2 separate regions of the Homo sapiens genome follow, and region 2 is linked to region 1. A link is an interaction called in ENCODE POLR2A ChIA-PET data of the cell type or tissue named here. Cell type or tissue: PC-9. All regions are shown on one strand. Each heading gives the region's core, and the rest is flanking DNA. Links, peaks and the distances in the headings are about the cores only. Region 1 has its middle 22 kb from the start of KCNK1. Region 2 holds the start of SLC35F3 (solute carrier family 35 member F3).

Region 1 (14,003 bases), core at 9,096-11,595:
AAAATAAGTGAAAGTTGAGGCTTCCAATGTAGATAATGTTGGTTCTGAAAGTAAATTCCTCTTAGTTTTTGGAATCTTCAGGGACTATAACTCAATAGCTTGCTACCTGTCTTCTTGCCATCAGAGGAAGCCAAGCAAACAGTCCCCATGTTCACATTAGGTTCCCAATCAGTATTTCCCATCAAGGGAGAAGCTTAGGCTGGGGAATCCTGCATACATAATTCATACCCATTATCTCAGGCTTGCTTTCTTCAACTTAAGTAGATAGGTGTATATAAAGAGACCACAGCATGAAGAAGAAAGATTAAAATAAAGATTAAAATGGGCCCTGGAGGAAACAGATAGTGCAGAGCACATAATGTAACTGAATAAAAGCTTTTGCTCTGATACTTAGCAAGAATCAAAAGGATATTTCAGCCATTAAACAATAGCAAGTCTATGAAAATAGAACAGAGAACATAAAGTTTATGTTTTTAGACATTAAGTTTATGCTTTTAAGTTTAAAAATGAGTAAAATAGAAAGCAAAGTAAAAGACATCTCACAAAACACAGAGCCACAAGGAAAGTGATGAAAAAATTTGAGTAAAAAATAGGCCTAGGAAATTCTGGATTTGAATAATAATGGGATTTCCTATTTTTGTTTTTGTTGCATTTGCTTTTGGGGTCTTAGTCAAAACTTATTTGACTAGGCCAATGTCCAGAAGAGTTTTTCCGAGGTTTTCTTCTAGGATTTCTATAGTTTCAGGTCAAGCATTTATGTTTCTAATTCATCTTAATTTTTATATATGGTAAGAGGGCTGGAGTTTCATTCTTCTGCATACGGCTAGCTAATTTTCCCAGCACCATTTATTGAATAGGGTGTTCTTTCCCCATTGTTTATTTTTGTTGACTTTGTCAAAGATAAGTTGGTTGTAGGCGTGTGGTTTTATTTTTGGATTCTCTATTCTATTTCATTGATCTATGTGTCTTTTACACAGCAAAATAAATAATCAACTGAGTAAACACACAGCCTACAGAATGGGAGAAAATATTTGCAATCTATGTCTCTGACAAAGAAGTAATAACCAGAATCTGTAAGAAACTTGGACAAAGCAACAAGATAAAAACAAACAATCCCATTAAAAACTGGACAAATGATAGGAACAGACATTTCTCAAAAAAAGGCATACAAGTGGCCCATAAACATAAAAACAATGCTCAACATCACTAATCATCAGAGAGATGCAAATTAAAATCACAATGAGATGCCATATCACACCAATCAGAAAGGCAATTACTAAAAAGTCAAAAAACAACAGATGTTGATGTGAATGCAGAGAAAAGGAAACACACATTGTTGGTGGGAACACAAATTAGCATAACCTCTATGGGAAACAATATGGAGATTTCTCAACTAAAAATAGGACTATCATTTGACCCAGAAATCCCCACTTTGGTCATCTACCCAGAGGAAATTAAATCATTATATAAAAAAGAAACCTGAACTTGTATGTTTATCACAGCACTATTCACAAAAGCAAAGTCATGGAATTAACCTATGGGTCCATCAACAGTTGATAGGATAAGTCAACTGGATAAAGAAAATGTGGCGTGTTTACAGCATGGAATACTATGCAGCCATAAAAAAGAATAAAATCATGTCCTTTGCAACATTAAGGGTGGAGCCAGAGGCCATTATCCTAAGTAAAATAACTCAGAAACAGGAAATCAAATACCACATGTTCTCACTTATAAATGGGAACTAGACAACGGGGTATACATAGACATAATGATGAAAATTATAGACCCTGAAGACTTCAAAAGGGACAGAGCAGGGGGAGTGAGGGTTGAAAATTTACCTATTTGGTATCATGTTCACAGTTTCAGTGATGAGTATGCTAGAAGCCCAAACCACATTGTTAAAAAATATATCCATGTAATAAACCTGCACATGTACCCCTGAATCTAAAATCATAATCATAATTATAATGGATTTCCAAAAACAGTAGATAGAATGGAGGCAGAAATTATCAAATAAACAGGTGACTTTCATTAGAGCTGAAAAAAGACCTGTCTTCAAATAGAAAGGACTTATTAAGTGCCAAGCAAGATGGATATTTGCAAAGCTATAGACACTGAGAATAAAGAGAAAAATCTTAAAATTTCTCCAAGAGGAAAACGAGTCACTCAAAACAGAGGAGGAGTGAGCCCTGACATCATATTTCTGATCAATTTCACTGTGTGTTGGAGAAATGGAACAATGCCTTCAAAGCTGTAATAGAAAATGATTTTATGCAGCATCGTATGTTTCGGCCACACTAGCAACTCGAAGACTGAACTAAAGATATTTTCACACATTTGAGTTAACCTCTCATTCTTTCTCTTTTCTTTGGGAGCTACCTGAAGATGTACTCTAGAGCACTAGAAAATCACCCCGGAAAGTGGAAGGTATGGGGTACCAGGAACAGGGGTTTCTGCCAGGAAAGCAGCAAAGTCTCAGAGTGAACACTGTGCTGCAGAGCTAAAGATTCACCAGCGCTGTTTGGAGTAGGAAGACCGGAGCACCAGAGGGATTGCCAGGGAAAATGTCACTCCCCAGAACAACACGTAGTGTGATTGAAAGGATAGAAAAACTTTTTATAATAAAGGTACTTAATGCAAGGTGGAAGAATAATGAAAAACTTCAGGATAACAAAAACTATAGTGAAAAAAACCCACTTGTCCAAATAGAAAGCAAACTGAAATGTGGCCTAGTTGTATGTAACTGACGGAGTATAATAAAATAAAATCCACTGATGTAATAAACATTTTTCTTTAAGTGGTTCTGGGATCCTAACATTGGTCTCTTAGAGAATGAAACATTATGCTAGCATACTCCTTGGTCCTGCCGTGAACAGTATTTACAAAATCATAATAATATAAATATTATTTACTAGAATTGAACTTCTAGAACCAAGTTATGGACAGCACTGAAGATTTGGTCATAGTTTCAGAATGGAATTCTTCCACTGAAGGATGAAGGATCAAGTGGTTACTATTTGCCATGTACCATCCCAGGCTTTGAGGATACAGCAATGAATAAAGATGGAAGAGAGAGAGGAGGAGGAGGAGGAAAATCCCTAAGTTCATAAAGCTTAAGTATGTTAGCAGCTTTGACAGCCTGTTGTTTTTGAGCGCTGCCAAAACTCCCCTCCCTCAGCTGGGTGGGTCCTAGAAAGTCCGAGTCCTTCCTGGGACCTACCACTTGACAGCCTTAGCACCGCAAGAGGGGACACAATGATTGCTATCACTCCCCTTAATGAGAAGTACCAATCACAGTGAAATTGACTGTATTTTGAAGGTCTCACTCAGGTGAATGGCTTGTCACCGAGAGGCGGAGAGGGGTAACCTGTGCCTGGAGAGGGGTAACCTGTGCCTGGGGGTGCACTGGATCAGTGCAGAGGCTGAGCAGATCGCAAGAGGGACATCACAGTCTGACTGCCCACTGCGTTAGTGAGGCAGCACCGAGAGAGGTCCTGGCACGTCGCCGATAACAATCTCTCTGCGCCGCCTTCCTTTGCTTTCTCCCTGACTCTAAGGGACCTTAATTACGACCCTAATTAACTCGCAGCAGGGGCCACTCTGGACCACCAGGAGCTTGTCAGGTAAACATCAGAAGAGAGAGGAAAAACATTTCAGCCGCTTCTAAACACAGGCCATTAAGGTTTTATTTAAAAGAAAAAGGAGAGAAAGGGAGTGATAATCTGGTGTTTACTGGCATCCCAAGAAGAGGCTACTGCCTAGAGGCACCCGGCTGCTTACCACTCTTTTCCTCTCATCAACCAGAGACAGAAACCAAAATTGCTGCTTCCAGATTTAAAAGCCTAAAACAACAGCAATCTCCCAAACAACAACAAAGCTACAAGTCCAAGGATTAAAAAAAAAAAGGAAACTTAAAACATTTTCTACCAAGCAAATGCGAGGTCTAGCACATAGAATGCAATGCTAACCCTAGATTATTTACTGGTTTGTAAACAAACCCTTAGATATGGGGGGGAGGATAAAAGGTAATTAAATCAATCATATATACATATACAAAATATTTTAGTATAAATATATGATAAATTCTGTATATGTATATATAATATATAGGTAAATTGAAACAAAGTTCTCTAATTATTAAACGAGAAATCCAAAATTTATATAGTAAATTTATACACTCAATAATTTATGTAACAAAAATGATTTTAAGAAGCTCTGATTGACTTATGTATCTATACAACATAGTTTCTAACTTAACTTCAACATTTGCCAAAATGCACTGATTGACAAAAGTTCGTGGACTTAATCAGTGTTGGAACTTGAGTTATAATTATACCTGCGGATCCCACTAAATGTTTAAACACAGTGCTTAATTTTAACAGGGTAACTAACCATAATATAGACAAAAGTGGATATGCCTCACTTTACCCGTAGCCTTGCCTAAATTTCTCATAGTCATAGTACCCATTGCTCTAAGATATGCCATATTGGGCAGAGATGTTCTAACATAATGACTAATAAATTAAAATTAACTTTTTGGCATTTACAAATTGGCTTCATAAAACAGGACCCTGTGCACTCCCAATTAAAATAGTTAATACGGCCCAATGTAAGTTAAAACAAGACCTCCAAGGATTAAAACAGTATACATATAAAACTTAATTAATTAAGAGGTAATTATCTCCACTGCTTGTCCATTTGAATTTTGCCTGTTCTCGAACTGGGAAAAATAATAAGTGCCTTAAGATGGATTACTACAACGTTAATGCTGTGGTCCTATCCATTAGGGCCCTATACCCAATGTCCAGTATTATTAAAATTATTGATTCTATTCAATCAACTACCAGTAAATATTTTGCTCTATAGATTGGCTAACATGTTCTATTCAGTTCAACAGCCTTTCAGCTGCGGTTTGTCTCCACCTCCTAAGGGACATAATACAGCTTTTCCAGGCCATCCATGGAGTACTGCAGCAGCCTTGCCATTCCACACAATCTTTACAAACAAGATCTCAGTGACATTCACCTTCTCCAAGAGCACAGGCAGGACACTAAGTCGTCGATGACATCCTGTTGCAAGGAGGTATATTTGATGCACTCACTAAAAACATAAGCCCAATATCCCTTAGTACTTTTGGGTTCTGGTGGTAACATCTTCTTTATTTACAAACTTTACTTATAAGTTAAGATCAACAGGCACTCCTCTTAGTGCCTTCACAAAAAACACTCCTTCACTGTAGAGGCATTGGTAATCTCTTCTGGGCCTCCTGGAGTCTCTAAACCCTGCATTATGGCCATTAGTGGCCCCAAGGCTCCTGATGCAAAAAAAAAAAAAAAAGAAAAGAAAAGAAAATTGTCCCTCTCAGCCTCATGCTATGCACCATTAAAATAAATGGCTGGCCACTTAGGAGCTTTCCTGGAAATAGAGTTTTTTCACAGACCCTGAGCCTAAGGCCCTCCATGCCCCACTGTCCATTGTGCTTTGGGTCATGGAAACAGCACCCCACAAGCTAGGCATGGCCACCAAAACCTTCTTAAGACAGGATGCAGCCAAACCTAGGCTCCAGGACATATTCTACCTGCAGAAGGGTGTGGCTTCCTTTAATTTAGTCTCTTACCAGATGCCAGGGTATTGGAGGGAGTCACCCTTCCCCCAGAGCCCTTGATCACCTGCAAAGCCCCTTGGGATTAACTGAGTGAACAGTAATGGGAATTGGTAGACAATGCAAATGTCACTGTTAACCATCATACACATGGAGCTTAGTGGAATGTGGCTGCTTTCCATTGCTTAACCAGGATGTCCCTGATAAAGGATGGGACCCAAGAAACAACACATTTGATCAAACTTCAGGCAGTCATCTTAGCACTGGATGCCCTGGTCAACAAATGGCCTATCTTCCCATTTATTATAAACTGTTGAGCTGTTACTTGAAAACTATCCCCTTTAAGGTAAAAAAAACTCTGGGAATCTCTTGCCTCACAGACACTAAAAATAGAAAGCAAAATCACATCTCCACATATATTAAGGCCTTCCTAGTGCAAGCCTTATTCCATTCAAAGTTACAGAAAATACTGGTGGTAACCAAGATCACATTTTACTTCTTGGAATACTCAATGAATCAATACTGGGCTCTTACAAAAGGTGTTCAATAGAACTTCCATATCCCTAATTGGTCCCAGGTAACTGGTTTAACAGAGGGACATAATAATCTCCTCAAACAACTTTTTCAAATTCCAATACAACAGATAAACTCCCAAAGTTATCTATCTTGCCCCAGGCCTTAACCTATTATTTAAAATGAATTTATATTTTATTCCCATCCCATAAGGCCTGGAGGCCAGATAGAGGGACTCAATAACCACAGATTGTCTCACAGGTCAGACAGCTGCTCATCTAGTATGAGACCCATTTGAACCGAAACTTCCACCAAAAACAAACAAACAAACAAAAATACCTTTTTGGGTGCAGTTACCCACCATTTTATTAACTGTTGGTCTTATTAATACTGGTTTGGGTGCTTTTATTGGTTACAATCCAGAGATCCCAACCCTCCTGTACCCCATTGTTTCAACCAAACATGGCCATTGGTGAGGCCTGTGTCAACTCAAGTGGGTACCCACTTGAAAAGGATATCCTAGTCCCACATCTCAGACAGCGACATCCTGGCCCAAAATCTCACCACTGGAGATGATGGAGATCACCTCAGAAAACATCATCCCAACACAAGATCTCGCCACTGAAGGTGACTTTGCCCCCTGTGTCAGAGACTGTTTTACCCCGGACATTAAAGCCTCTGTCCCAGCAAAACTCATGGACTGTCTCTCTTAAGACATGAATTGGACACAGGACATTTTTCTTCCCACAGAAGGCACCATCAGCCTTACATCAGAAAACCCCTTGATCCCCAGGAGAGATAGAAAAATAGAAAGATAAATGTATTCTGCAATAATTCATTCTAACCTGTGATTTGTCTTTTCATTTTCTTTGTAGAAATTGGGTCCCACTATATTGCCCAGGCTGGTCTCAAAATCATGGGCTCAAACAATCCTCCTGCCCTGGCCTCCCAGAGTGTTGAGATTGCAGGTGTGAACCACCATGCCAGGTCTGTCTTTTCATTTTCTTAATAGTGTCTTTCACATAGCAGAAAGTTTTGATTTCAGCAAAGTGCAAATGAGCAATTTTTTCTTTCATAGATCCTGCTTTTGGTGTTATAGTAAGAACTATCACCAAACCCAAGGTCCCATAGGTTTTTCTCCTGTGTTGTCTTCTTGAAGGTTTATATTTTGCTTTATAATGATCTCAACAGTATTAAAACATTTACATAAATTATCATTATAGATCTATGATCCATTTTGAGAGAATTTTGTGGCAGGTATAAGGTCAGTGTCTAGATTAATTTTTTTCTACATGTGGATGTCCAGTTGTTCTTGTACAGAACTAGAAGATTATTCTTTCTCTGGTGCCTTACCTTTTCTTCTTTGTCAAAGATCAATTGACTTATAATTTTGTGGTTTTATTTCTGGACTCTGTTCTGTTCCATTGATCTATTTGTCTATTCTTTCACCAATACCCATATTATCTTGATCATCAGAGCTTTATAGTAAGTGTTAAAGTGTAAAGTTAAAGTGTAACTTCTCCAACTTTTCTCTTTATTCTTTAGTATTACGTTGGCTACTCCAGGTCTTTTGCTTATCCATATAAACTTTAAAATTAGTTTGTTGATGTCCAGAAAATAACTTGCTGGGGATTTGATTGGGGTTGCATTGAATCTATAGATCAAGTTGAGAAAAACTGATCTTAACAATATTGAGTCTTCCTAGCCATGAACATAGAATACCATTTATTCCATTTCTTAGAAACTTGATTCCTTTTAACAGTTTTATAGTTTTCCTCATACACAGTGTATACATATTTTGTTTAATTTGTTTCTAAGTATTTCATTCTTGTTGGTTCTAATGTAAATGGTACTGTGTTTATAAATAAATCTCTTTTAGTCAGAATTCATTTACTCTTTCATTCATTCATTCATGAAATGCAACAAACACATGTTATGATTTCTTACCTCTCTTTCTATGCCCTGGTGGGACACATTAGAAAACACAAAATAGTGTATTCACTAGTTCTAAAGCAAAACTCTGCGTTTTCTCCAATTTAAGTTAAATTAGGAAAATTGTCAACATTCTCAAATTCACATTTAAAAACTAAAAGCAATGTTTAATTAAAGGGCTAGTGACGATTAAGAGAGAATTAGGAAAAACAGATAATATTTTCCAATAAAGTGTAATGGGGAGTTTATTTGTTCTTTTTTCGTGACCCACTATGCCCAGCCTGCTTTGCTGAGTTTTGACAACCTTATACATGAGTGTAATCTAAACCCCTGTCACGATATAGAAGATTATCATCACCACAGAAAGTTCTCTCATTCCCCTTCCCTGTTAATTTTCCTTTCGTCTTCCCATGCTGTCTTGTGTATCAGCCATCTCTCTTTTCCTTCACATTGCCGAGTAGTATTCCAGTGTGTGGGCAATTGAGTTTATTTATTCATTCTCTTATTAATGGATACCTGTGTGGTTCCCAATTTTAGCTGTTATATAAATAAGCCTGCTATGAAGATTCTTACCAAAGTCTTTGGCGGGGGAGCATATATTTTCATTTCTCCTGGAATGAAATGGCTTATGCCCATAGGTTAACTGTGAGTTTAGTTTTATAGGAGACTTCCAGACCTTTTTCCAAAGTGGTTGTGCCATTTTAAAGTTCCACCAACAATGTTTGCTTTAGGTTCTTGCCAACATGTGGGTCTTCTTAATTTTAGCTATTCTGGTGGGCGTCAAGTGATAGCTCATTATAGTTGTAATTTGCATTTTCTTGATGACTAATGATATTGAACATTTTTTCTGTGCTTATTGGCTATCTGTACATCTTCTTTTGTGAAATGTCTGCTACAATCATTTGGATGTTTTTATTGGGTTGTTATTTTATTATTGATTCGTGGGATTTCTTTACGTATTTAGATGTCGGTTCTTTGCCAGATATTACATCTTGTGAACATTTTACCCTTATCGATAGCTTGCCTAGCTTCTTAACAGTGGTAGCTTTCATAGTTTCTTACACAGTGGCTTTTGATGAACAAAAGTTTTAATTTTTATGAAGTATAATTTTAAATTTTTTTAGTTTTTACTTTTATTTTATGGTTATTGCTTTCTATGACCTAGGAAACTTTTGTCTATCCCTGAATGTATTATCTAGATTCTCCAGAGAAACAGAACAAATAGGGTGTGTGTGTGCGTATATGTGCACGTGTGTGTATGCGTGCGTGTGTGTATATATATATGTTGTTTAATTTGTTTCTAAGTACTTCATTCTTGTTGGTTCTAATGTAAATGGTACTGTGTTTATAAATAAATCTCTCTTAGTCAGAATTCATTTACTCTTTCATTCATTCATTCATTCATGAAATGCAACAGACACGTTACGACTTCTTACCTCTCTTTCTATGCTTTGGTGGGACACATTTTATGTGTGTGTATATATATATTGTGTATATATATACATAATACATATACATATATATTATGTATATATACACATAAATACATATGCATATATATTATGTATATATACATAAATACATATGCATATACATTATGTATATATACATAAATACATATGCATATACATTATGTATATATACATAAATACATATGCATATACATTATGTATATATACATAAATACATATGCATATACATTATGTATATATACATAAATACATATGCATATACATTATGTATATATACATAAATACATATGCATATACATTATGTATATATACATAAATACATATGCATATATTATATACATAAATTATATTATATACATAATACATATACATATATTATGTGTATATATACATAAATACATATACATATATTATGTGTATATATACATGATACATATACATATATTATGTATATATATACATAAATACATACATATATTATGTGTATATATACATAAATACCTATACATATATATTATGTGTGTGTATATATATACACACACATATAGAGGGAGAAAGAGAGAGATTTTAAGGGATTGGCTTTCAAGATTGTAGAGGTTGGCAAGTACAAAAATCTGCAGGGTAGACCAGCAGGCTGGAGACCCAAGGAAGGGTTGATGCAGCTCAAGTCCAATGGTAGAATTATTTCTTCTTCAGCGGACCTCAATCTTTTATTCTAAAGGCCTTTAACTGATCTTTAACTGATTGAATGAGGTCTACCACATTATGGAGGGTATCTGCTTTACTCAAAGTCTACTGCTTTAAATCTTAACCTCATCTCAAAATACCTTCACAACAACATCTAGACTAGTGTTTGACCAAATATCTGGGTAAGATACTGTGGCCTAGCCAAGTGGATCCATACAATTAAAGATCACAGCAAGTAATGAAGAGACTCTCCTCTTTTCCTTTGAAAGCATTATGATTTTAGCTTTTATATTTAGGCATATCATCTACCTCAAATCTATTTTTGTATATGGTGAGAGATAGAGGTTGAGTTTCTTTTTTTTTTTTGAAATAGAGTCTTGCTCTGTCGCCCAGGCTGGAGTGCAGTGGCGTGATCTCACCAGTCTCCTGCCTCAGCCTCCCGAGTAGCTGGGACGACAGGTGCCTGCCACCATGCCCAGCTAATTTTTTTGTATTTTTAGTAGAGCGGGGTTTCACCGTGTTAGCCAGGAGGGTATTGATCTGCTGACCTCGTGATCCACCCACCTCAGCCTCCCAAAGTATTGGGATTACAGGCGTGAGCCACCGCACCCGGACTGAGCTTCATTTTTAAAAATATGGATATTGGCCGGGCGCTGCGGCTCACACCTGTAATCCCAGCACTTTGGGAGGCCGTGGTGGGGGGATCACGAGGTCAGGAGTTTGAGACCAGCCTGGCCAACATGTTGAAACCTCGCCTCTACTAAAAATACAAAAAATTAGTCAGGCATGGTGGCACGCACCTGTAATCCCAGCTACTCAGGAGGCTGAGTCAGGAGAGTCGCTTGAACCTGGGAGGGGAGGCGGAGGTTGCAGTGAGCTGAGATCATGCCTCTGCACTCCAGCCTGGGTGATAGAGCAAGACTCTGCCTCAAAAAAAAAAAAAAAAGGATATCTAGATATTTCAGTACCATTTGTTTAGTAGTACTTTATTTTTCCATTGGATTGCTTTGGCTCCTTTGTCAAAAAGCTAATAACTGTATACACTTATATACAATCTTTAATGTAGCTGAAATATATTTGTGCTCCTTAATCAGTTCTGTATTCATGTGTCTTCTGTTTTATTTTGCATTTTCAAAATTTATTTATTTCAAAGACAAGGTCTTGCTTTGTTTCCCAGGCTGGTCTTGAACTCCTGGCCTCAAGTGAACCTCCCTCCTAAGCCTCCCAAAGTGCTGGGGTGACAGGTGCAACCCACATGCCTGGCTTCTCTTGTGTTTTAGAAGCTTTCTATAATGAACTTTTGTGGGGAGGGTGGAATGCAGGCTAAAACTTGGAAACTGAGCAGATATTAGTAAGCTTCTTATTTATGACTGTATCTTTAATGAAAATTTGTATAGGATTCAAAGAAATATTTAATCAATTTGAAATGGACAGCAAGAGGACAACAATAAAAAACAGACTGAATTTAGTAAATTGCCTGGCTGAATTTCAACTCAGTTTGGTAGTGACCTAGCTGTCATTTCTTTCTTTTTCACTGTTTATATTTCTATCAGATTTCCACAACAGGACGTTTACACATAATAACCATGGGTTGTCTAAATCCAGTTCCTATATAACATTTATTTAAAAATTTCTGTGGACTTGACAAATTCAGACAGGAGTTTATAGATAATAGTGATATGACTATTATTGCAGAATGAATTAAAATCATGTTTAGGACAAATGCACTTTAATGCAATAGATTGTGGTTGGTTGGCATTAAATATTTAGTAGAAGAATTCTGCTTAATATTAGTGTAATTAAAGGACACTGATGTAGGTAGGTATGCATATATATACATATCTAAGTTATATAAAGGACTTTATTAACGCTTAATACAGGATATTTGTACATACATAAATATGCTATTATCTTATATGAAAAACTACAAATCCTATTGGTTGTATTTCTGTTTATTGTTAATGTTTCTAAAACATTTGGAGAAAATGATATTACTCTTATAATGCATTCTTTGTAAGCTTCTCATGACAGAGATGTTGTAATCTCTGTCAGTTGGTTGATTATAAAGCACAACCCATGTAAATATCTGTACTAGATGAGTTTGTTGATCATGGGCTGATGAGATTTTGACTTCAGGTCTCCTGTCTTCCTTTCCTCATATCATCATTTAAATTCTTTAAAAGAAAATCGTCAATCGATTGTCAAAAGTGGAATGCCAAAATCTGCTGGAAATCTTGAATGTACACTATTCTGGGGTGAAGAATGGAGATATATATATATACAGATAGAAAGATATAAAACCACTGTTAGGAACACTATAACACGCATTGAGGTGATGCATATTGGCCAAATAATCATGCTTTCATGTGAATTATCTCTGTTAACTTTATAGAAAAATACAGATGTGAGGACGATTGTTATTGTCACTTCAGCTGTGAAAAAAATGACAAATCATACTGACAATTTAGACTAATGTTCAAGGTAGGTGGTTAGTAAAATGGGAAGGTGATTCCCTGCTTCTGATGAAGAAGCCCAATTATCTGGGCAAAGATACTTGCAACTGTAATCTTGCAAGTGAAAATTTTACACGTATAAACTCAGCATCAAAGTTTCCATGGTGATATTTCATCAGTCTCCTGATGCATAACACATGTTTAATCATTTTTTTTTGTTATGTGAATCAGCTAACCACAGTATATATTTATAGCATTTCAGATTATGTAAAGAAATCCCTCAAGCTGGGTATGATATGATGCTGGGGTGGTGGTGGTGGGAGGAGAAGAGTATTTTATTCTTGTTCCCCTTAACTCTATAAAAAGTAACTAAAGGAGAGGACAGAGTTTGCATTGTTTATTTAACACTTAAATGACTATGGCTGATGAATAAATATAAAGCAATAATGTGTTAGTTGATTATAGCTGGATTTAAGAATTTCTTGGGCAGGTTTTTAGGTCTCTTAATTGTTTTCTCCCTTCTCTCTGGATGACAGGTTTCCTCTAGGAAATGAGCTGTGGAGTGTGATCTAGATGTGGAGAGGAATGTCAGCCAAAGGATCAAGAGTCCAGGTGCAGGCTGGGCACGTTGGCTCACACCTGTAATCCCAGCACTTTGGAAGGCCGAGGCAGGCATATCACCTGAGGTCAGGAGTTCGAGACCAGCCTGGCCAACATGGTGAAACCCCCGTCTCTACTAAAAATACAAAAGTTAGCCGGGCATGGTGATGCACCTGTAATACTAGCTCCTGAGGAGGCTTAGGCAGGAGAATTGCTTGAACCTAGGAGGCTGAGGTTGCAGTGAGCCTAGATCATGCCATTGCACTCCAGCCTGGGAGACAAGAGAGAAACTCCATCTCAAAAAAAAAAAAGAGTCCAGGTGCAGATCTTTGATGTGTGTTTGTATGAGCCTTACAGATTACCTATCTTGAAAAAAGAATAAAAAATTGAGAAGGAGAACTGAAGATATTTTTCAGGTAGCATAGAGGAGTGAGTATCAAAGAATGAGCTTTAACTGTCTTATATTTTAGATAAACATTACTTTGAACCATGTAATTGCAGGTAGACCATCATCCTACCTACAAAAACAACAATATCATGAGTCAGGTGAATACTGTAAAATACAAAATACTTACTAAAAAGCCCAATAAAGATTTGGGGTCATTACAAGTTGATCACAATGTATATGCTGCATCCCTAATTGACATCTGTTTTGCTTTAAGGGATGAACACTTTGGGTATTTTTACTTCTTATAATTCTGGCCAAGTATGTTTAGATAAGATTGAAAACAACCATGAAAACCT
Region 2 (18,247 bases), core at 7,523-10,022, 310 kb after region 1:
TATCACCTTACACCTTTTAAAATGGCTTTCTTCAAAAAGACAAAAGAAAACAAGTATTGGTGAGGCTATGGAGAGAAGGGAACTCTTATAAACTGTTGGTGGGAATGTAAATTAATACAGCCATTATGGGAAAATGTATGCAGGTAACTGAGAAAACTAAAAATAGAACTACCATATGATCCAGCAAACCAATTTCTGGGAATATATCCACAGGAAATGAAATCAGTATATCAAAGAGATATCTGCACTCCTATGTTTATTGCAGCACTGTTCACAATAGTCAAGTTATGAAATCATCCTAAGTGTCAATTGATGGATGAATAGATAAATAAAATATTATATATACACATATATTTATACACACACATGCAATGAAATACTCTTCAGCCTCAAAAAGAAAAGACAATCCCGTCATTTGCAATAACATGGATAAGCCTGAAGGACATTGTGCTAAGTAAAGTAAGCCAGGTATGGAAAGACAAATACCACATGATCTCACTTACAAGTGGAACATTTTAAAAAGTTGAACTCATAGAAGCGGAGAGCAGAATGGTGATTGCTAGAAGCTGTGACTATGGGGAGGAATGGGAAGATGTTGGTCAAAGTGTGCAAGGTTTCAGTTAGACAGGGTGAATAAGATCTAGGGTTCTAACATACAGCGTGGTGAGTATAGTTAACAATAATGTATGTATACTTGAAAACTGCTCACAGAGTAAATCTTACATGTTCTCCTAAAAAATGTTAAGTATTTGGTGTGTCAGATATGATAATTAGTTTGATTTAATCATTTTACAGTGTATCCATATATCAAAACATCATGTTTTACACTGTAAGCATATATAATTTCTATTTGTCACTTAACCTTAATAAAACTGGAAAATATTTTAGAAGAACATAGTGACATAGAAAAGCAGCATAATGAAGTTTTTAAAATAGACTTTTTTTAAAGAACGATTTCAGGTTCACAGCAAATTTGAGGAGAAAGTACAGAAAGTTTTTAAATACCTTCCCCCTGTCACACACCCACAGCTTCTCTCCACCCACGTCAACATCCTGCACCAGTGGTACATTCGTTACAAATAATGAGCCAACATTGACACATCACTATCACCCAAAGTCTATAGTTTACATTGGGGTTAACTCTTAGGGTTGTGCATCCACTGAGTTTTGACATATGTATAATGATATATATCTACCATTACAGTACTATACAAAATCAACCCACTGCCCTAAAAATCCTCTGTGTTCTGCCTGTTCATCCCATCCTCTCCCCAACCATTGGGAACCAGTGATCTTTAAACTATCTCCATAGTTTTGCCTCTCTCAGACCGGTTTCTTTCACTTAGCAATATGTTTTCAATTTCCTTCATGTCTTTTTGCAGCTTGATAGCTCATTTTATCACTGAACGGAATATTCTTTTGTATGGATGTACCACAGTATGTTTATTCATTCAGCTACTGAAGGACATCTTGGCAATCATGAAAAAAGTTCCTATAAACATTTGTGTGCAGATTTTTGTGGGGACTTAAGTTTTGAACTCATCCAGGTAAATATCAAGGAGCATGACTGATGGGTTGCATGGTAACAGTATGATTAATTTTGTAAGGAACTCAAACTGTCTACCAAAGTGCTGTACCATTTTGCATTCCCACCAGCAATGAATGAGAGACTTCTTGCTGTTCCACATCCTGCCAGCATTTGATGTTGTCAGCGTTTGGGATTTTATTCATTCTAGTAGGTGTATAGCAATACATCTTTTTTGTCTTAATTTGGAATTCCCTAATGATGTATGATGTGGAGCATCTTTTCATGTGCTGATTTACCATCTGTATATCATCTCTATTGATATGTTTGTTCAGCTGTTTTGCCAATTTTTTAATTGGGATCATTTTCTTATTGTTGAGTTCTAATTATTCTTATTTTTTATTACAGTTCTTAATCATGTATATGATTTGACATATTTTCTATTGGTCTGTAGCTTTTCTTCCCATTGTTTTAACAGTGTCTTTTGTAGAGCAGAAGTTATTAATCTTAACGAAGTCCAATACCAATTTTTACTTTCATGGATCATGCCTTTGATGTTGTATCTAAAATGTCATTTACAAACCCAAGGTCACCTAGGTTTTCTCCTTTTTATCTTCTAAGAGTTTTATAGTTTTGCATTTTATATTTAGGTCTATGATCTATTTTGAGTTAATTTTTGTGAAAGGTGTAAGGTCTGTATCTATGTATCCAGCTTCTTTTCTTTTTTTCTCTCTTTCTTTCTTTTTTTTTTTTGTGATTGGATGTCTAGTTGTTCTAGCACCATTTGTTGAAAAGGTGATCTTTTCTCCATTAGATTTCTTTTGCTCCTTTGTCAAAGATCACTTGACTCTATGTGTGGGTCTATCTTGGCCTCTCTATTCTGTTCCATTAATCTATTTGTCTGCTCTTTCACCAATACCACACTGTCTTGATTACTGTAACTATAGTAAGTCTTGAAGTTGGGCAATATCAGTCCTCAGACTTTGTTCTTCTCCTTTAATATTGTGTTGGCTATTATGGGTCTTTTGCCTTTTCATATAAACTTGAGAATCAGTTTGTGATATTCACAAAATAACCTCCTGGGATTCTGATTGGAATTACTTTGAATCTATAGATGAAGTTGGGAAGAACTGACATCTTAACAATATTAAATTTTTCCATCCATGAACATAAAATATCTCTCTATTTATTTAGTTCTTTGATTTCTTTCATCACAGTTTTGTAGTTTTTCTCATATAGATATTGTACATATTTATTAGATTTGTACCTAAATATTTCATTTGAGTGGTGTGCTAATATAAATAGTATTGTGGTTTTAATTTCAAATTCCCATTGTTCGTTGCTAGTATATAGAAAAGCAGTTGACTTTTGTACATTAATTTTGTATCCTTCAATCTTACCATAATTGCTTATTAGTAACAGGAGAGTTTTTTTGTCAATTGAAATTTTTCTACATCAACAGTCATGTCAGCTGCAAAGACAGTTTTCTTTTACCTTTTCCTTCACAATACGTATACTTTTAATTTCCTTTTCTTGTCTAATTTCATTAGCTGGGACTTTCAGTATGATGCTGAAAAGGATTGCTGAGTAGAGACATACTTGCCCTGTTCCTTATTTTAACAGGAAAGCTTCTAGTTTCTCACCATTAAGCATGGTGTTAGCTGTACGCTTTTGTAAATGTTCTTTTTCAAGTTGAGAAAGTTCCCCTCTATTCATAGTTTGCTGCTATACAATATGATTTTAATATAAAAAAAGCAGTACATAAAGTAGTGTGTACAATTTCATTCCGATTTTTGTGACAACTGTATTTTGCGTTGGAAAAAAGCCTGGAAGAGAATACGTTCATAATTGAAAGTCGTCATTTTTGGCTGGATAATGGATATTTTCTTCTCCACATACTTCTATCTTTTCTAAATTTGCCCCGATGAAAAATAATATTAGGAAAGGTGATTAGGTAGTCTGAAGAGAATGCCTTTCGGCCGTCGGGGGCAGTGGGGTGGTAAGGAAAAAGATGAGAAGCTTTTAAAATGGAAATCTATGAAGAGAGAACTGATTTCGTAATTGCATCATCAGTGGGAAAGTAAGCTCTCTGAGGACCAGGTCTGACTGAGAGATCCCCACAGCGTAATAGATAATACATTTTGTGTCTCAGCGTTGCCTATGAAACGCCATTTATTCACTTGGCATGCTGAGCATGGAACCAGGTTTCTTTCTTTCCAAGTAGTTTTGCTAATTTAGAGAAAGAGAGAGACAGACATATACATAGAGAGAGAGAGAGAGAGAGAGAGAGAGAGAGAGAGAGAGAGTGTGAGAGAGAGAGAGAAAAGTACTGAACTGGGAGCGGCAGGGTTTGAGTCAAAAGAGAAGGGTGGAGGAGCGCGTCCGGTGCCCCAAGGCTTCCAGGCGGAGCGCGGGCGCGAGGTGCGGGCTCCGGGGCGGAGCGCACGCCCGGGAGGCGGGAAGTGGGCAGCAGCGCCCCCGCCTGGCCCCTGTGCGCCCCGACCCGACGCCTCCCCGCCCGACCAGGTGCCTCGAGAGCGCACAGCTGGGAGGGCTCTCCCGGTCGCGGCGAGACTCACGCCTGCGGTGTGCTAGGGCGGCGGCGACGGTGACGGGCGTGGGGCGCGGCGCTGCCTCGGCTGCCGGGTCGTTGCGGCGAGCGCGCGGGCCGGCCTGGAGTCACCGGGCTGAACCGCCGCGCCTGCATCGTGCCGCACGCCGCGGAGGCGCTCGGGTACAGACCGCGCGGGCGCGCACAAAGCGGCCCGGGGCGGCCGGCGCGGCGCAGACCCTCGGTGGGCAGCGCACTCCAGTCTTCCCAGGCTAGCGGCTGCAGGGAGCTCCGGCCCGCGGCCCCTCCGCCTCAAGTCTGGGAGCTGCCGGTCCCACTCTGTCTTTGCCTATGGGGATTCGAGAGTTTCCCAGCGGCGCACCCAGGGGCAAGAGCATTGCCGTGTGAGTAGCGCCCCGGGCGTGGGTGAGCGAGCCGGCGGGCGGGAGGCCGGAGCGCCGGGGTAGCCCTTTGCAGCTGGGACACTGGGCAGTCTGAGGCTCGGGGAAGGGCGGCGCGCGCGGTGGAGCTGCTCGGGAAGTTTCAGTCATTCTTTCCCTCGCCACTCGCCCCAACCCGCACTGCCCCGAGACGCCCAGGATAGGGCACTGGGGACAGCTGCCCGGGGAAGTGGGTGAGTGGCGGCGGGAAGGGAGGAGCGCGGGCTCTGCCGCGGCGCTCGCCCCCGGAGGGCCCCGGCCGCGCTCTTGCTCTCGCCCTGGGATCTGCTCCTCACGAATCCCCTCCTCTCTGTCCATGCTCCCCCTGCCCACCCACCTGCCCGTGGCGCCTGCGACCGCAGTGGCATGAGGAGGTCACCGGACGTCAGCCCCCGGAGACTGTCCGACATCAGCCCCCAGCTCCGGCAGCTCAAGTACTTGGTGGTGGACGAGGCGATTAAGGAGGATCTGAAATGGTCGCGCTCCGTGGAGGATCTCACCAGCGGGCCGGTGGGGCTCACGTCCATCGAGGAGCGGATCCTGCGCATCACTGGCTACTATGGCTACCAGCCCTGGGCAGCGAGCTGCAAAAGTAAGACCCCCTCACGTCATGTTTCCCGTTCACTGGTCCATCTTCTTACCATTGTCACAGCAGCCTCGGGGAGCGCACGCAGTGAGGCGTCCAGCCACCCCCTCCCGCCCTGCCTGCTGATACAGACCCAGGTTTGCAACTTCGAGGAAGAGGCCCGGAGACGGAGTTCTCCTGGACCTCTGAGGCGTTCTGATGCGTTCTCTTACACCCCTTCCTCTCCCACACACAGGATCTCTCTGTATCCTTATCTCTCCACTGCCAAATACGGAGGACACTCCTATGTGGCAGACCGTGGGAAACAGATCAGAAACTCAAAGTATCCCGGACAGTGTGGCTTCCCCGCGGATCTGAAAGTCTCACAGGGCCCTCGGTCAGGTCTCACCAGGCTCAGATGGAGATGCTGACTTACATAGCCAGGATTTTAACTCTTCCTTGCATCTCCTAGCCCTGATGATAGAGGACAATTCTTGGGGTCTTCATTTTGGATGCCGTTCACGCCCTTCTCCCCTGGATTTTATCGGTCTTCAGTAAGGAGGTTCTATAGGGATCATTCTAGATAGTGGTGTTGGTCCCTGCAAGTTGAATGTTTGGTGTCAGGTGGAGAAGCTGAAATGTTTTTCTTTCCGTGGGTCCTAGCTAATGGCTTTGAGGATGCTGTGATCAATTAGACAGACATTATCTTATGTCACCAGGACTAATTTGGTGGACATTTCTTTTTCTCACTTTGCAAGAGAGAGGTTGATTATGATGAAATCCAGATATCTATAAATATAACCATAATTAGGTGGTCTCATCACTGTAGTTTGACATAAGAGATTGCCATTTGCCACCTCAGTCCGTATGAGAAATGGGCCTTGACGTCTTTCATTTGTAATAAAGACTAGATTAATAGCTTGTTGATTTTGAGTTTTTTTCGACCTTTTATTGCTTAAAATTGAAACATTATTTATTGGTCTTTAAGGGGAAAACGGGCGTTTGTAATTTAATCATATTCATCACTAAAAAAAAATGTCTATCTTTAGATTATTCCTAAAACCTGCGAGTCCAAGGCAAAGGTCAGTGGTATGCTAGCAGTTAGCTGGTTAGTTTAAAATTATTTGCAGGAAGAAACAGGATTTGAATGTTTTGTTTTCATGCAACTTGCTTTTAAAAGACTGTGTTTCATTGGGTATAAGCCTTTAAAAAAATTGTCTGTATCTCTTCCAATCTCTTGCCTCTGCTGCTAAAATTGTAGCTTATTACAAAAGGAAGACAAGGGGCCAAATTCTCTTTTTGGTTGAAAAACCCTGGGCATGGGATAACAAAAATTAAACCCCATTGGAAACCATATTTCTTATGGGCATGGATAGAACGCTCAAGTTTTACTTCTGCTTTCTAAATTTCTATTAGAAAATAGCAATTTTCTATTCTTATTTCCATTTTCTGCTTCCTTAATAACAAAAGACAGTGGTATAAATGACAGCCTTCATAAAGTCATCTCTTTGGTGCTTGAAGTCATAAAAAGGTTTTATCTTTATAAATCTATTTGTGACTGGCTGTATGTGCTTTGTGGAAGTTATCACCAAGGTTTGTGATTTGGGGGCTTGCCAGAGAGCTTACAGCAGTGATGACTGTTTGGTACAACATGTTTTGTAATTAAGACAAGAGAAGGGCCATGTGGAAATGGAGTCCCTTGCATCACTGGAGGTAATTCTTAAATGCCTCTCTCTGAGGCTTCACTGGAAGAGTAAATAGTAGCAGGGAAGGCTACAGTGATCATTGAAATATGAATAAAATCAGCTCATTCCACTCTCTCTATTCCTGTGAGGATTCTTCTTTATTCCAAGGTATTTCCTTGTTACTATAACGCTTTAGGTGACAACTGACATTTTGGTGAATTAATTAGGTGTAATGTTTAAATTTAGAGAAGGTAATGTTTTATTAATGTATTAATGCAGCAAAAGAGGTTGTCTTTTTGTTTTTTTTTTCTTTGTTTTTTGAGAGGGAGTCTCACTCTGTCACCCAGGCTGGAGTGTAGAGTGCAGTGGCATGATCTTGGCTCACTGCAACCTCCACCTCCTGAGTTCAAGTGATTCTCCTGCCTCAGCCTCCTGCGTAGCTGGGATTACAGGCGTGCGCCACCACATCCTGCTAATTTTTGTATTTTTAGTAGAGATGAGGTTTCACTATGTTGGCCAGGCTGGTCTTGAACTCCTGACCTCAGGTTATCCACCCACCTTGGCCTCCCAAAGTGCTGGGATTATAGGCGTGAGCCACCACGCCCGGCCCAGAAGAGGTTTTAAGGCAGAACTTTTGCTGTTTGCCATTTCTACTCAATTGATAATAATAAAGAGGCTTATCTATTACCTGTAGGTATCACCTAGTTGCTTTATTTGTTGGTTGGTAATTGTACTCTATAAATGGGGAGAGATGATGGTTACAAAAAAAACAAAACAAAGACAAAAAAAAAAAATTCTCATGATCTCCAGAGTGAGTTATGGAAGCTCCAAGCTATTATGTCACCTTTCAGTCATCTTTCAAAGTGATTTATCTGTGTCCTAACTGAAGGAGTTGCCAGTGAAAGTTTCTGGATGTAAGTCATTTGCCCTTGTAGCAGAAGAAACCATTTGAATGACCCAATATTCATTTGTATCCTCTTCATTTTTAGATTTTGTTTGGGTTGTTAAGATAAATGAGGTAATTGTGAACAGTACAGAAATTACCTTTGCTCAGTATTCTCAACTCAGTCATTTGGATTCGCAAGTTTCGCTCTAGACAAGAGAATTTTGTAAAGGATTCTTTTTTTTTTTTTTTTTTTTTTTTTGACAGAGTCTTATTCTGTCACCCAGGCTGGAGTGCAATGGTGCAATCTCGGCTCACTGCAACTTCCACCTCCCGGGTTCAAGCGATTCTCCTGCTTCAGCCTTCTGAGTAGCTGGGACTAGCACCACCATGCCTGGCTAATTTTTTGTATTTTTAGTAAAGATGGGGTTTCACCATGTTGGCCAGGCTGGTCTCGAACTCCTGATCTCATGATCTGCCCACCTCGGCCTCCCAAAGTGCTGGAATTACAGTCGTGAGCCACCGTGCCTGGCTTAAAATTTGCCCAGCTTCCCCAAATAATAGTATTTTTTTTTAGAAGGAGTTTTGCTCTGTCGCCCAGGCTAGAGTGCAGTGGCACAATCTCAGCTCACTGCAACCTCTGCCTCACAGGTTCAAGCGATTCTCCTACCTCAGCTTCCTCCTGAGTAGCTGGGACTACAGGCACCCACCACCATGCCCGGCTAATTTTTGTATTTTTAGTAGAGACAGGGTTTCACCATGTTGGTCAGGCTGGTCTCGAACTCCTGATCTTGTGATCTGCCCTCCTCGGCCTCCCAAAGTAATGGGATTACAGGCATGAGCCACCGCACCCAGCCTAGGATTCTTTTTTAAAAATCCCAAAGGCTCCTGGGTCTGAAAGGGATGGCTTTTGTGAAACATTCAACTGAGAATTAAACTGTAAACAAGGAAGTAAGAAGGGCCCAGTTCCTCTTCTCAGTGGCAAAAGTCCTCCAAGCTCCACATTCCATGTTTTTGAACCAAACCACTTGGCAGTATTCCTGGGAATTCTTCAAATTATCATCTGTTGAGTGGATCCAGGGCCCAGAAAGCACCTGGGCCACAGGAGGGACTCAATAAATATTTGTTGAATGAATGGATGGCTGCTGCACGAAATACTGACCTCTGGGACAGGGAGCTTTGAATATGCCTCTGTAGTGATTTGTATCATTTACCTCTTTATGCTGACTTCCTGTTATGTGGAATTGCTCTACTCTTTCCTAGTTCTTCCATCACAAGTGCTTCCTGAACCACAGACTGGACCAGAATTCTTGGTGATAAGCTTTGGTTTGGCCCAGGGTTTCTTGATCTCAGCACTATTAACCCTTTGTGCTGTATAAGTATTTGTTGTAGGGAGCTGTCATGTACATTGTAGGATGTTTAGCAGTATCTCTGACCTCTGCCTATTAGATGTCAGTAGCTTACCACCCTGCCCCCTAAGTTGTAGCAACTCAGTATCCCATGGGGGGCAGCCTTTAGTTGAGACCCACTCATTTAGGGTAACCCCCAAATTTATGCTGCAATAGAACTCTCTTCTGTTGCCCAGTAATGCTAAACAAGCAGGCCTACCTTACAAATTCCTGACCCTCTCCTTCCTCACCTTTCTTCCTGGACCACTTTTTAGGTTTTCAGGATGGCCAGATCGAGTAATCATCACCACTGGCAGTGCAAGTGTCTTCTGAAGATTTGAAAGAGCCTGTTCCTTCTGCAGCTGGCATGATTCCACAACCAATCATCATAAATTGACACCCTGTAGGAAGTGCTTTAGAATTCAGGAGACTCTGAACAGTTTCTTTTAATAACTTCCTTTTCTTTCCTACCTTTTGCCCCAGTAGAAGAGAAATGACTGATTAGAATATCTTCTGCTTCCTTTTCCTTTCTCATTTCTCTGGGATGGACACCAATTAGGGAGGAGATGGCTAGAGAAGGGATGAGGAGAATCAAAGACCAGGAAAAATCTGTATAGTAGACAGCCAGCCCCAGGCATCTGATAGGGTGGGACAGCTGGTGGCATTTCCATACAGGAATGATTGAAGGAACATATCTTGGAGTTTCCAGATAGAGGCTCTGCTGCAGGATGAAGGAACATCTGCGAATACTCCTTTATTTTCATTTATTCATTTAAAAAACCTTTTTTCAGCAGTCAGTGTATGTCAGAATAGAGAGAGAAGTGCTGGAAGAGGTGGCTCACTGTCCAGGTGTGCCTTCGTCTAGAAATACAGGTCAACACAAACCTGCATTAGAACACAGACATTCTAAGGGTGGGCAGGATGTTTCCCTTTCCGAAAGGTTTCCCTAAAGGATGTTTTCAAATATTGAACTCTTAAATCCTTTTCTGGGTAAAAAGTCCCCAAAACATTTTACGAATAGCTTTTTTGAAGGGGGTCATGCTTATTGCTTAACATGAAGTGCAATTATCATTTGAGTAGGTTTATACACTTTGTTGAACGTCAACTATTATTCACTACAGGTTCTGGTATGTTGAGATTTAAATGCTTTTTTCCAGAATGTGAATGGAATGAGTTTTAAGTCATTTGTAGAATGGAGAGAGGGTCAGTCTTAAAAGACCAACTGTCTCTAGCCCACTCCAGCCCGCTATTGGCAACGTGAACCTGGGACAGGAACATGCAGGTTAATGAACAAATCCCAGCTTATCTGGGTGGAGGTTTTCTAGTTCAAGCTGAAAAAATGTAGGGCACTGAATAACACACCTGGTGACAAGGAAATTGCATGTTTCAGGATTCTCCAGGTTTAAAAGTTGTAAAGGGTTTGTATGAGGTGAGGGGGAAGGGCTCATGGAAAGGCTGTCTTCCTAGCGTCCCTGTTAGTTCACCCTGAACTGTGAGTATATGTTGCTGGCGTAGATACCGGTGCTAAATGGAACAGTGACTTATAGTATCATTGAATTCATGGTGAGCAACTTCTGTCTGATCCTCCTAAAATAGTAAAGGTCAGGTCAGCAATTCAAAAATGACCCACTTGTAAGAGATGTATAATTTGGTTGTAAAAGTTTATTCTAGAATGGAGCTTGGCATATGAAATATGAGATGGAGAAGATTTTAAAAGAAAAGAGTTAGAGGGCTTGAGGGGGTGGTGAGTTGAGCATTAGAGCACAGCATTTTTTATTGGGTCAGAGAATTAATTTTATTCTTAAATATGCTAACAATTTAGTAAATAGTTTCTGAGTTTTGATGTAATGAAAATGCAGAACTATTATCTTTTAAGGAAACGAGGTGACCCCAGCTCACTTAGATCATTGCCATGGGGTTATAAACCCTTCGCATCTGCCATGGGGTTAGAAATCCCTCGTGCCTATTAATGTGCCTTTATTTTCATTTGTTCATTTAGCAAACTTTTAAAGCATTTACTATGTGCCAGAATACAGAGATAAGTGATGGGAGACACAGTCCTCACCCTAAAAGCTTTCCAACTAGAGCAGGTGAAATCTGAAGTACGCATATGGTGGTGATGGGGAAATGGCCTCACCTCCAGGGAAGTGAAGTCTTCCAGGCTTTAGGGAGACGTGGGCAAGGAGAGTTCTCCCTGCTCTTCAGAAGTCCCTCCTGGATCTCATTAAAAAGAGTCTAGTCTAGTCTAAAACTCTCCAGCTTTGAGCCTTGGTCCTTTCCTTAAGCAGCTGGAAACATTCAGGTTAGTTGCATTCAAACATAAATCCACATGCAAATGCACCATTGATGTTTGTTAAGCATTTTACTGTAAGCTGTTAGGGATGCTCTGGCCCTGCAGCCCTGAGGGGTGTCCACTTAGTTTTTTTAATGTCTGGAGGAGCAGAGGAAATAGAATTCACATCCCAGCTTCATAGCTATATGACAAGTTCACTGCTATGAGCCTCTAGTTTCGCCGTGCGCGGTGGCTCATGCCTGTAATCTCAATGCTTTGGGAGGCCAAGGCGGGTGAATCACGAGGTCAGGAGTTCAATACCAGCCTGGCCAAGATGGTGAAACCCCGTCTCTACTAAAAATACAAAAATTAGACCGGCATGGTGGTGGGCACCTGTAATCCCAGCTTCTCGGGAGGCTGAGGCAGAGAATTGCTTGAATCCGGGAGGCGGAGGTTGCAGTGAGCCGAGATCGTGCCACTGCACTCCATCCTGGGCGACAGAGTGAGACTCCATCACAAAAACAAACAAACAAAGAAACAAACAAACAAAAAAAACGAAAAGGAGATAATAGAACTACTTTCTAGGATTGTCGTGAAGATTAAATGAAATACAGTAGTCCCGCTTTATCGGAGGGAGAATGCATTCCAGGCCCCCCAGTGGATACTGTGGATAGTACTGAACCCAATATACACTATTTTTTCTTATATAGTAGTGAGCAGGTGGCGTAGACAGCGTGGATACGCTGGACAAAGGGATGATTCACATCCTGGGTGGGATGAAGTGGGAAGGTTCAAGATTTCATCATGCAACTCAAAATGGCACACAATTCAAAACTTGTGATATGTTTGTTTCTGGAATTTTCCTTTTAGTATTTTCAGACCATAGTTGACCAAGGATAACTGAAACCATGGGAAGCAAAACCATGGAAAAGGGAGGACTCTTCCAATGTCTGTACAGCTGGCATCTATTAATGCACCTTTATATCCATTTAGCAAATCTTTTGAGCATTTACTTTGTGCCAGAATGCAGAGATTAGTGATGGCAGACACAGTCCTTGCCCTAAAAGCTTACTTACTGGAGTAGGTAAAATCTGAAGTGTTTATATGGTGTGATAAAGATCAGTTTGCAGTGCCTGGGGAGCCCTTTCTCATATCAGTGAGTTCATTCTTCAGCTGGAGGAGTCATTCACAACAGAAATAGAGGGGAGGTTTGCATTCCAAGCAAAGGGACAACATATGCACGGGAATGTAGTCAGCTATTGCTAGACGGTAATTCCGCTTGATTAGAACATCATGGGGCAGGAGTGTCGTGTATGAAGTTGGACTTGTGAGCAGAAACAGACTACAGTACATTACAGTACCAGTCATCTGATGCCTGTCACCTTCCTCATCCAGGTCCCAGCCTAAGTGTCACCTCCTCCCAAGAGCCTTTACTGATTACAGGAGGTGCTCTTGCATCTCCTATAGTGTTGTCACTTCTTTTACATAGTCACGACTAGTTTAAGAATGTGGCTGAAGCTGTTGCAGATAGAAAGCTCTCTAGGGGCAGGGCTTGTTATTGTGTCTCCACCCCTCACTGTGGTCTTGGCACATAGAACTCTGGTGATTCTTCCACAGTGCACAGAGTATCTCGATCAATAAACATTTGTTAAATGTACTTATTAAAGGCCTAAGTGGCCGTTTCCTCAGGCACATACACAAATGGCTCCTAAGTAAGCATCTACATTTCTGTAGGGTCGTCCAGAATTATCCTGCATAGAAACACTTCTAATTGCATTCCTCTGTCAAGAAATGGGACTTCTGTTGCTGGTTCTCTTCAGTCTTCACTTTAACCCTGCTAAAAACACTGACAAGTAATCGCACTCCTAGAACTTACATTATCCAGTCTTATATTGGGGTGTTCTGTCCAGTTTTGGTAACTTTAAAAATGATGTGGAAAAAATGAACAGGGCCCAGGGAAATACAGAAAATGTATTGATGGAATCAAATATGTGTTCTACAGGCAAGGTTAAAGGATTAGGGGAGGAGGAAATTAGGGAAGAACGTGACATGTCTTCATGAGAACCATCAGAGCAGGCACCTTTGGAATGGCTTCCCAGCTCAAGACCCCTTAACTGCCCTGTACTACATCCTCCGTTTGGGCCCTTAGCAGCCAGACTGACATCATCTTCCTCCTGGGCCGTGTAGATTAGACCAGGGGTAGACTCCTGATCCATGCTAACTCACTCAGCTCCTCTCTCCTCCAATTCGAGATTAACACCAGAAAGTTGGGGTCTAGTCTGACAGAGCGGTCTATTGAGTGGAGGAGGCTAGTCTGTCTCCCATATGGATAGAGAGGCAGAGAAAGCTAGTCTACATAAAAGAAGGCAGCGGCAGGTGTGTCAAGTAACCCAGAGAGAGCAGTGGTGGTTTCCAGGACTCCATGCTGGGGCCTGTTTCCCTCCTACATCAATGTCTTGCTGCAGCTCCTCCTCCAAGCCCCTGAGACACCACTGTTGCAAAGCAACAGCCTTCTTCCTGCTAAGTGAGCAGAAACCAGGTTCTGTTGTGTGCAACTACAGGCTCCTTTCTGGATAGGATTTCAGAGCCATTTCCATTCAAGCTCGTGCATGACAAAATAAGGATCTACATACCAATGAAGTTTCAACTGGAAATACAAAATCACTTTCTGACTACTAAGATCATAAAGAAGGTCAGGAAGCCTCAGTCACTGGAGAGATTCACAAAGATGTGGACACCCAGTCACTTGAGCTGGATGAAGTACTTACTTGTCCCACAGCAGGAGGATGAACCATATTTCTTTTTTTTTTGTACATGATGTCTTTTGGTTCAAAGCAGTGGTGAATGTGCATTGATTAATAGAGCAGGGAACCAGTTTTGTTTCATTATCTTACTGCACAGCCTAGAAAGGGACTTGTGCAGTTAGGAACCTGGCAAATTCTTCTGGTGGATGATGGTGGCAAGCACTGAAACAATTGCCTAGGACATGGGCACAGATTTTTCTTTCATGCAGCTTAATTTATGACAGCATTTGAGATTGGAGGAAACGAATTGCTCTCCTCAGGTGATTTGCAGTGTTAAAGGCTACAGGCTGTTTTGAACTCCTCAAACAGAGATATTCAGTGCAACTGCTCAGAACAGTTTTCTGGTTTTGAGAAATGTTTTCTGTGACATTCAAATTTTCTCCTTGTCAATCTGCTATCTACCATTTCCAGTGCTTGACCAGATCAGGATCTATCAGGAAACTATTTTTATCCTTCTTCACCATCTACTTGTAACAATGTACTGTTATAAAAATTCAGGTCTATCCTCAAAGTTTTATTCAAAAGGGTCAGAAGAAAAATGTTTCTTAGTGTATGTCAATTTCGCTACCTTACTTTCTTTTCAGAAATTGAGTCAGCTCATTTTTGATGAATGTATATTAAGATGTCCTGTTCTTAGCCAGCAATGGTGGTGCGCACGTGTAGTCCCAGCTACTCTGGAGGCTGAGGTGGGAGGATCACTTGAGTCCAGGATCTCAAGGCTGCAGTGACGTATGTATGATTGCACCACTGCATTCCAGCCTGGGTGATAGAGCAAATTCTTGTTTTTTTTTAAAAAAGTCCCTTGTTTCTAAAAGAAAAAAAGGAATAGAATGATGATGGCAGGTGTATTAGTCTGTTTCACGCTGCTAATAAAGACATATCTGAGATTGGGCAATTTACAAAAGGAAGAGGTTTAATTGGACTTACAGTTCCACGTGGCTGGGGAAGCCTCACAATCATGGTGGAAGGCAAGGAGGAGCAAGTCACATCTTACATGGATGGCTGCAGGCAAAGAGAGAGAGAGCTTGTTCAGAGGAACTCCTCTTTTTAAAACCATCAGATCTCATGAGACTTATTCACTATCATGAGAACAACATGGGAAAGACCTGCCTCCATGATTCAATTATCTCCCGCCAGGTCCCTCCCACAACATGTGGGAATTCAAGATGAGATTTGGGTGGGGACACAGCCAAACCAGATCAGTAGGTATGGGACAGTTGGGTTTTGTGCAGCATTCTGTTCATGCTGTGCACGTGTGGGAGTTTAATAAACATTTTCCATGGCAAAAGTGCATTACACTGGTGTGAGTACTAAGGAAGAACTGAAGTCCCTTCCTATATACTTTCTTTTCTTTAAATAATTGGCCAGATAAAATATAGTTTGAAGACTTTTAAATGCCATATTCCAGAACAACTAATTTCAAAGGTTTATTCAAACACTTTTACTTTAAGTCGACATTTTGTTTTATTAACTATTAAATGTAAAAATATTTCATTTACTTATTTATTTATTTTTATTTTTAGAGGCAAGGCCTAGCTCTGTTGCCCAGCCTGGAGTGCAGTGGCACAATCATCGCTCACTGCAGCCTCTAACTCCTGGGCTCAAGCAATCCTCCCGCCTCAGCCTCTTGAGTAGCTGGGACTATAGGCTTGCACCACCACATCTGGCTAACTTTTTAAAAAACCTTTGTAGAGACCAGGGCCTCACTATGTTGCCCATGCTTATCTCAGACTCCTGGCCTCAAGCAGTCCTCTCACTTTAGCCTTCCAAAGTATAAACTTCTTTTATAGGTTTATCTGATTTAGCAGTGGGTACGATTTCAAAGTTACGTGTAAATAAAGTATATGTAATTACGATTAATTGTAAAAATCCTCAGAAAACATAGTACTGGTGTATAAGAAAATGTGTTTGTTCTATCCGCAACTGACATTGTATCTGGTGATTGTCTCTCAATACGTTGGAGAGTTCCTATGTGGTGGCTGGAAGGTGGAAGAAGGAATATTTTTCAGCAGGACACACCACCACCATGTGGTCCCTCTTTAGAAGCCCATGGACGAGGCCGAGGCTTCAGAAAATCACTACATGAAATTTCAGACACTATTCATGGAGGAATTCATTTGTGAATGGGTTGGAAGCAGATGAAACAAAGGAACCAACTGTTGAATGTAAATTCATTTATTTGTTAATCTATTTATTCAGTGATTCATTCCTTCTTCATTCAGTCATCAAATAATCCACGATCTCTAAAACACGGCAAATGTATTAGCTCCTCAGGGAAGTATATACTAAATATATGGTATGGTTGTTATTTCCTAGAAAATAACATAGTGGGATTACAAGACATATACATCTCGATCCGTCAGTTGGATTGGATTGGCTCCATGCCATACTTTCTTTGTCTTGGAGCCCTCTCACAGGTCCCGTAAATGTCTCTTTTTGCTCCTTCTCTAAATATCTTGGGAGTATTTTCAATCAACAATGACCAGCCTTAAACTAAACTCTATATTATGTACATAATTTTGCATAGTATTTTATTGTAGGGCACCATAAACAGCTTCTTAGCTACAGGGGGAGATACTTCAGGAAACTTCTTTTTCTCTTCCTTTGGAAACTTGAGCTCTGCTGCTGTAATCAGAGTTCTAATTTGTTCATTTGGTGTATCCCAGTCATTAAACATTTTTTTTTTCTCTTTCATGAAATCACGCAACAATGAAGATTTTTGACTGGGTTGATGAGATCAAGCTACTAAACCAGCACATTTCTTCTCTAATGTTTTATGCTGCCAGCATTCTCTTTCTTTCCAGCTCTAAAAAAGCTAGCCTGAGACATTTTTCTTCCTCTAGCAGAACTAACATGGACTAGAATTTAAAGGAGTTGGGATATGCTCCCAGCTCTACCTTTTCTCTCTTGCACTACTGTACATTATGTTTGTAGAGTTTCTCCAATTCCTTTAGGAGAAAATTCCCAAGTTCATAGAAATGATCTTTTAAAGCTGTTTTCTTGGCTGTTCCACTTCACAATAATAGCACTATCCAATTCATATAGATGTGAATGGAGTGATGTTTCTAAGGGGAGTCTCTACATTTATACGCTAATAAAAACCAAAATACCCTGGTGAATGTGACTGTTACTTTACATAATGTCGACAACAGTAAGATCTGGAGTTTTATTCAGCACTTCCGTGCTTGAGTTGATCCTGGAATCCCTTTCTACAGTGGATACATGTAAGACTCAGGGATTTGGCTTAGCTAAAATGCAGGGAAGTTTGGGTTGTTAAAGGATTATCCTTCCTGCTCCTCTCTTCCTGACTTGCTTGCTTCTGATCTTGATCCCCACCTTTTCTTTGTGCTGAGCACGTGGAAGTCTGAGTCCCAAAGGGAAGGCTGTGCCTCTTTGGAACAGATGACTCCTAATGGTCAGCAGGTGGTCTGAGGTCACTTGAATACCCAGGGCCATGCCCTGGATTTCTTAATGGTTTTTAGGCTGATGTGGCTTCTTTGTAGTGAGGGAGGTAGCTTAGGCTGCCAGAATCTCTTGGCCACCTGTGCCTGATAAGATGGCTGTGTGTGATAACAGTTATCTTATGGTGGCTTGGCTCTCTTGTCCCGAGACCTCAGCAGTGCACTGGGACTGCCTCATTTTCTATGTGGAGGTGTCTGTGTGATTTTGGGGGAAACATAGCTATAAAAGACATTTTGGAGCCAGTTGGGAAAATTTGAAGGTCTGTTGCTTATTAAATTATTGTATGGGGGCCAGGCACTGTGGCTCAAGCCTGTAATCCCAGCACTTTGGCCAGGAGTTTGAGACCAGCCTGGCCAATGTGGCAAAACCCTGTCCTACTAAAAATACAAAAATTAGCCGGGTGTAGTGGCGGGCACCTGTAATGCCAGCTACTTGGGAGGCTGAGGCAGGAGAAGTGCTTGAGCCTGGGAGGCGGAGGTTGCAGTGAGCCAAGATCATACCATGCACTCCAGCCTGGGTGACAAGAGTGAGACTCCGTCTCTCTCTCTCTCTTTCTCTCTCTCTCTCTCTCTTTCTCTCTCTCTCTCTCTCTATATATATATATATATATTTGTGTGTTTGTGTGTGTGTGTTTATTTCTTGTGCTTAATAGTACTAGTGTGGTTATAAAAG

What was found. Peaks named below come from ENCODE experiments on the same cell type or tissue, not always from the same donor. Only the 100,000 strongest peaks of a DNase experiment are listed, where the experiment ranks them.
Region 2: POLR2A ChIA-PET joins it to region 1 with 8 read pairs; 2 of 35 experiments call an interaction of 5 or more read pairs at or near these places.

What each region holds. Positions count from the first base shown.
Region 1 is chr1:233,584,877-233,598,879 of GRCh38, forward strand. No RefSeq gene overlaps it. Among named protein-coding and RNA genes, the nearest start is that of KCNK1, 22 kb to the right of the region's middle. RefSeq lists an enhancer at 3,109-3,969. In PC-9, for the core only: no CTCF peak of the experiment used is centred there; no DNase peak of the experiment used is centred there.
Region 2 is chr1:233,900,651-233,918,897 of GRCh38, forward strand. It overlaps SLC35F3 (solute carrier family 35 member F3), which reads left to right and starts at 4,026. Exons shown (of 8, transcript NM_173508.4): 1 at 4,026-4,480; 2 at 4,879-5,108. The coding sequence starts at 4,428. In PC-9, for the core only: no CTCF peak of the experiment used is centred there; a DNase peak (open chromatin) is centred at 8,741; H3K27ac peaks cover 1,285 bases.